2 separate regions of the Homo sapiens genome follow, and region 2 is linked to region 1. The links are chromatin contacts, found by Hi-C in ENCODE. All regions are on one chromosome and are shown on one strand. The core of a region is the stretch at or near the end of the contact, and the rest is flanking DNA. Distances in the headings are between cores, read along the strand shown. Region 1 has its middle 5.7 kb from the start of FOXJ2. Region 2 holds the start of FAM66C (family with sequence similarity 66 member C).

Evidence for each region. Hi-C counts contacts between places; a loop is a spot of excess contacts on that map. Pooled maps may share reads with other maps.
Region 2: a pooled map shows a loop between it and region 1 (6-fold over the local background). The contact joins the promoter of FAM66C here to the enhancer-like site in region 1. A Hi-C loop is called at or near these places in 9 of 50 pooled maps.

Annotation. Positions count from the first base shown.
Region 1 is chr12:8,025,708-8,028,407 of GRCh38, reverse strand. No RefSeq gene overlaps it. Among named protein-coding and RNA genes, the nearest start is that of FOXJ2, 5.7 kb to the left of the region's middle. RefSeq lists an enhancer at 1,403-1,592. Within about 2 kb of position 1,272, at least 41 of the 41 ENCODE cell types and tissues checked have a DNase peak (open chromatin) inside an H3K27ac peak, as active enhancers do.
Region 2 is chr12:8,178,893-8,181,592 of GRCh38, reverse strand. It overlaps FAM66C (family with sequence similarity 66 member C), which reads right to left and starts at 1,384. Exons shown (of 8, transcript NR_026788.1): 1 at 841-1,384. ZNF705A (zinc finger protein 705A) reads right to left here. Exons shown (of 6, transcript NM_001004328.3): 6 at 1,547-2,700. RefSeq lists enhancers at 521-1,020, 1,216-1,345 and a silencer at 946-1,065.

The sequences.
Region 1 (2,700 bases), core at 23-2,522:
AAGAAGAATCGCTTGAGCCTGGGAGGCAGAGGTTGCAGTAAGCCAAGATCGCGCTACTGCACTCCAGCCTGGGCGACAGATCGGAGACTCCATCTCAAAAAATAAAAATTAAATTTAAAGTACTGTTTAAAAATGCTGGAACATAGCTAGGACTATGTTTACTATTATTATATGCTTTGTATGTGTAATACTACCTAATGTCTGTTTACACCTTTCAGATTACAATGTTTTCATTTACACTAGGTCTTTTAGGATTGACACTAAACCTACGAGGTGGGGAAATGTTATTCCCATTTACAAATGAGACAACTGAACCACAGCCAAGACCGCATCTCCACTCTTCCAGATTCCTGGGGACCTGTGATCAACGGAGTAGGGGGTAGCCTGCCGCCACTAGACACAGAGTTCTGACCTCTTTTAATGACTCTAGTCAGGTCTATTAGAGAGAAACTAAACCAACATAGAAACGATTCATTTAGTAATATTTATCAGACAAAATATGAGCTTACATTTGCACCATCAGAAAAATTCTAACTGCTACTTTAAAAGATAATGGGGTCACCATTGACTCTATGGGAATTGAAAAAATAAAAAGTAATGGGGGGAATAGAACGCAAGATATTAAATCATAAAGGTGAAGTTATCTGTATAGTTTGTATTTCCTTTACATAACTGTTTATTATTTACAGTTTTCTACGTTAACTTTCCTTTTTTTTTTTTTTTTTTTTTTGAGACGGAGTTTTCGCTCTTGTCGCCCAGGCTGGAGTGCGGTGGCACGATCTCGACTCACTGCAAGCTCCGCCTCCCGGGTTCACGCCATTCTCCTGCCTCAGCCTCCCGAGTAGCTGGGACTACAGGCGCCTGCCACCACGCCCGGCTAATTTTTTGTATTTTTAGTAGAGACGGGTTTTCACCGTGTTAGCCAGGGTGGTCTCGATCTCCTGACCTCGTGATCCGCCCGTCTTGGCCTCCCAAAGTGCTGGGATTACAGGCGTGAGCCACCGCGCCCAGCTTTTCTACGTTATTTTTCTATCCTCTTCCCAGCCTGTTTGATTTCCACTCCCCTAAAAATTAGACTGGAGCCAGGGAACAAGAGATGAAAAACTGGGAGGCGAGGTTGGGAAGCAGGGGCCGGCACATCCCAGCGGTAGAGGCCCAGCAGCCCAACATTCCTGTTCCACCTTAAGAAGCTTTCGCCTCTGCCCAAGACGAGCAAGCACTCGGCTCCTCCCACCCCCGTGTCAGCTCCGGCCCGGGAACGTGGGCTAGGCAGGAAAGACGCACTGAATGGAAAGGTTGGCGCCAGAGGCAGCAGGTCTCTCCTGCCCCCTACTCCACCGGCGCGGGGAGGAGCGTGTGAAGCACGGGCCATTGGGGTTGGGTTCCTTTCTGGAGGACCTCAGGGATAAGGACACGTCCTACTGAAACTGGGGGCCGGGTACGTGGGCCATGGGGCCCATCTTGGGGTGGGGTCTTGGGGAGACAGAACTGGCACAGGAGATACACAGCACGCCGCGATCGTTAGCAAAAGTCGTAAGTTTCCCTCGTTCCGGACGCACCTCTTCAAATCATTTCCAAAAGAGGTGGCAAGTTTTCCATCCTCCGCCCCAATTCTTCATCTTCCTCTTAATTGGCTGGGGTTCGGGTAGGCCCGGCCCAAGATCGCTTGTTGATTGGCTGCGTTGGTAATCTATCACAGGATGACGCACGCGAGGGGTGGTATTTGGGGGAGGAAGTGAGGATTATTTTGGTACCTCCTACCCCAACTACTGATTGGCTGAGATTTGCAGTGATGTAAAACAAGACATAAAAATGTCCACTAAAGGGAAGGGTCTGTTTGCCATTCTCTCTGGGCCGGGGGGACTCTGTTAATGTAGAGAAGGACCAAACTGATTGAAACACGGAAATGAGTTTAGAAAGGAACTGAAGGAAAACGAGGGAAATCCGCGACACCTTCGTTGCCTTCAAACAAGGTCATTTCCTGCACGGGATCGATGGTTTCCTGTTTACTGCCTCCGAAGTCTGCGTGTACACTGGCTTTCTGGAATCTGCATGATAATTAAATTCTTATGAGCCTTTGGTCCCAGACTTCCCATTTGTTTACGTTACATAAGAGAATGAATGACACGGAGGAAAGGAAAAGGGTTTCACCCTGCCTTTAGACAAGGACAGGGAAAACTAAGTTTCTCTAATATTAGAAAGCTGAAGACTGACCCTGGATCACAGTATTCAAGCAGTTGGGTTAGAAACCATTCGTATAATAGTTGGAGAGAGTAGATGCAGGTGAAAAGAACTGTAAAGATTTCTCTGAATGAAGGGCATTAATCACATACAGAAGCCTTCCTCGTTAGAGAACTACATCTTTTTTTATTTTTTTTATTCATTTTTTTTCTTTAGACAGGGTCTCGGTCCATCACCCAGGCTGAAGCGTGATTTCGGCTCACTGCACTCTCCGGGATTCAAACGATTCTCCTGCCTCAGACTCCCGAGTAGCTGGGACTACAGGCGCCCGCCACCACGCCCAGCTAATGTTTTTTGTATTTTTAGTAGAGACGGGGTTTCACCATGTTGGCCAGGCTGGTCTCGAACTTCTGACCTCAAATGATCCGCCCACCGCAGCCTTCCAAAATGTTGGGATTACAGGCGTGAGCCACCGCGCCTTGCTGAGAACTACATCTTATCTCTGGTGCCCGGCAGTGT
Region 2 (2,700 bases), core at 135-2,634, 150 kb before region 1:
TGAATGGCCTCTGTGAGTCTCTTCAAGTTTTTCAAAGATGACTGCCTGGGAAGGCTGGCCAGGAAGTCACCCAAGCCCAACCTTCTGCAGGATGTTCTATGTCAGCCAGGGACCCAGTGAATTGCCATTGAACAGAAGGGAGGAACAGAGACAGCATGCCTGAGCTTCTGGAAACATTCTAAGTGTCCTTGTTGGCCCAGAAAAGACTGGTGCTACCATATGAGGCACAGACTTGGCAACCTACCTACTCCAGGAACCACAGAAGGTTTAAAGGTTCCCAGGAAGTCCCAGGAAGGGCAGCCATGGCCCTTTAGAGCCATCAGATTGTATTCTAAGTCTACGTGGGAGACAGTGCGCTTAGCTTCATAAAAACACCAGTGGAGGTGCTAACACTTGCCCCAGTATCCAGTCTTTTCTACCTCATCTCAGAGCCAGGCAGCCACTATTTCCCAAAGCTGCTGTGCAATGAAAGGGGAATATTCTAAGTGCTCTCCTGTGCCCACGAAATTCTGTGGCTGTGCTGAAAGACAGGAGTTGTCCTCCGGAATGCTCTTCAGAAATCTGACAGCACTGGTCAAGATTAAAGAAGCTCAATTCAACGTCATACAAAACCAATCCCCCCCAAAAAAAAAAAAAATGCATAGTGAGACAAAATGAACACACCTGCTAATAATCATAAATGACAATAATAACAACAATGATGATCTTAGTGATAATGCCACCAACACTGTTAATGGCAATAACAATAAACCTGAGGTAATGAGTGTTAGGGTCCCGATTCACCGATGTGAAGGATGGCGACAATTTCTGGCCTCACAGAAATAAAGGAAAAGTAAACACCTGGAGGAGGAGGAGGTGAACCTGGAGCTCCCGCCGGCCTCTGGGCGCTCCTTGGTGGAAGGAGAGGGTCTTGGTCCTGAGCCTGCCCGGGATCCACCTACACCAGAACCCCGGAGTCCCAGTCCCTGGATGGGCTCAGTCCCACCCAGGCCAGACGCCCCGGAGCCCCGTAGCCCGGGTCCTCCAGCCCTCGCTGCCGCCTCTTCTCGCGGAGCCGGGGCCGCCCCCGCGCCACCTCAGCCTCTGCGGGGCTCTGGGAGGGCAGCGCCGAGGATGCTCCGGGCCCAGCGCGGGTATCCGAGCCCAGAGTGGGTATCCGGCCTCAGGCGGATACTGACGCCCTGAGGGCGCGGAATAGGGCGGCCTGCGCAGGGCCCGCCATCTCGGGCCTTGCAAAAAGAGCGGCCTCTCCAACGCCCCTACCGGAACCTCCCCGGAGGCCCCAGCCCCAAAGCCAGGGCGATGGCGCCTCCCTGACCATGGGTGAAGAAAAACTCAGGTCCTCCCTGGAGACCCGGCCCGCCGCGGGAGGCAGACCGCGCATGCGCCCTGCATGGCCGGAAAGATGAGTTTCATTGCCCTCTGCCTGCCATGAGGTGGCAGCACAGGACGTTTGGCCTTAGCGGTGGACCTGAGTCTGAATCACTGAAATTCAGGGGTAGATTATTCAGTACTTTTCTTTTGGAAGATCAAATGGAAATTGAGTACGATATCTTGTGCTTTAATTGAAGAAGATGGAAATAAAGAAGCAAATTCAAAAATCAGTATACAAAAGTCGATTGATTCCCTCTATGTGGAGGGAAGATGAGCTTGAATAAGAGAAGCATTCTGTGTTACGCTTTAATAATGGCTGGAGATCTGCCACCATGCATTTGTCAAATCCCATAGAATTTCATAGCACAAATAGTACATCTCAATGTGGCTCAGGAGTACATATAATGTCAGCCACAGTTTGTGGGTAAATTACATATTTAATTAAATAGATTAAACAATAAATAATGATATGAGCTCTGCCTGGACACAGTCCTTGCCTCTCCAACCAGTTTGCCAAGGGCTTGAATTTCTTGCTCATTATCCTCACACTTGACATAAACCCTGGCTGCAGAGTAAAATCAATCACTTGTGGAGATTTTTTAATATATTGATTTGTCAACTTCAACCACGGATAAGGCCATTTAGCCTTAGTAAGGCCGATCGTATTAAGATTGTGCCTGTTTGGCAAAATTTCAAGTCATCCCACTTGATATTCAGGAAACATTTTCTCTTGAGTTTTAGGTTCAGTACTGAGGCTCCTTCACGGACAATACATTTTCCAATTCTGAGGACAAGGCAGAGGAGGGCCCCTCTGTGAGAACTTTCATTTTGCTTCGGGAAAAGTACATTGAATCGAATATAGGAAAGGCTTGCAAGGTGGCTGACAGGTTCGGCTGTTTTATCATGCTGGTGTTTTATCTTCTGGACTGCAGTAAAAGGAGCACAGCTGTGTCTGTCTCTGTGTAATAACTCAGGACTCACCTGAATAAAATGTGGGGTGTCATGAGATGAACTGCTACTTCCAGTTAGAGAGGCTCCAGGGACAAAATTTCAAGAGCCTTCTGAGGGATAGAAGAGAAGAGCTGCCTTATTCTCTGATCCCAGGTAACTGCTCAGAGACAGAGGCAAGGGCTGCGGACACCCAAATGCATATACTAGGGGTCTTTGATACAGCCTCCATTTCCCTGCTAAATCTATGCAATGACACACTGAGAAATCTAGCAAGTGGGGCTGAAGATCCCTGGTGTGTCAACTCGAGGGTTGGATGGAAACAAGTGGTTTTAGTGGACGTTGAAGTAAAGGGAGGTGAGCTGTGAGGAAAGAGCT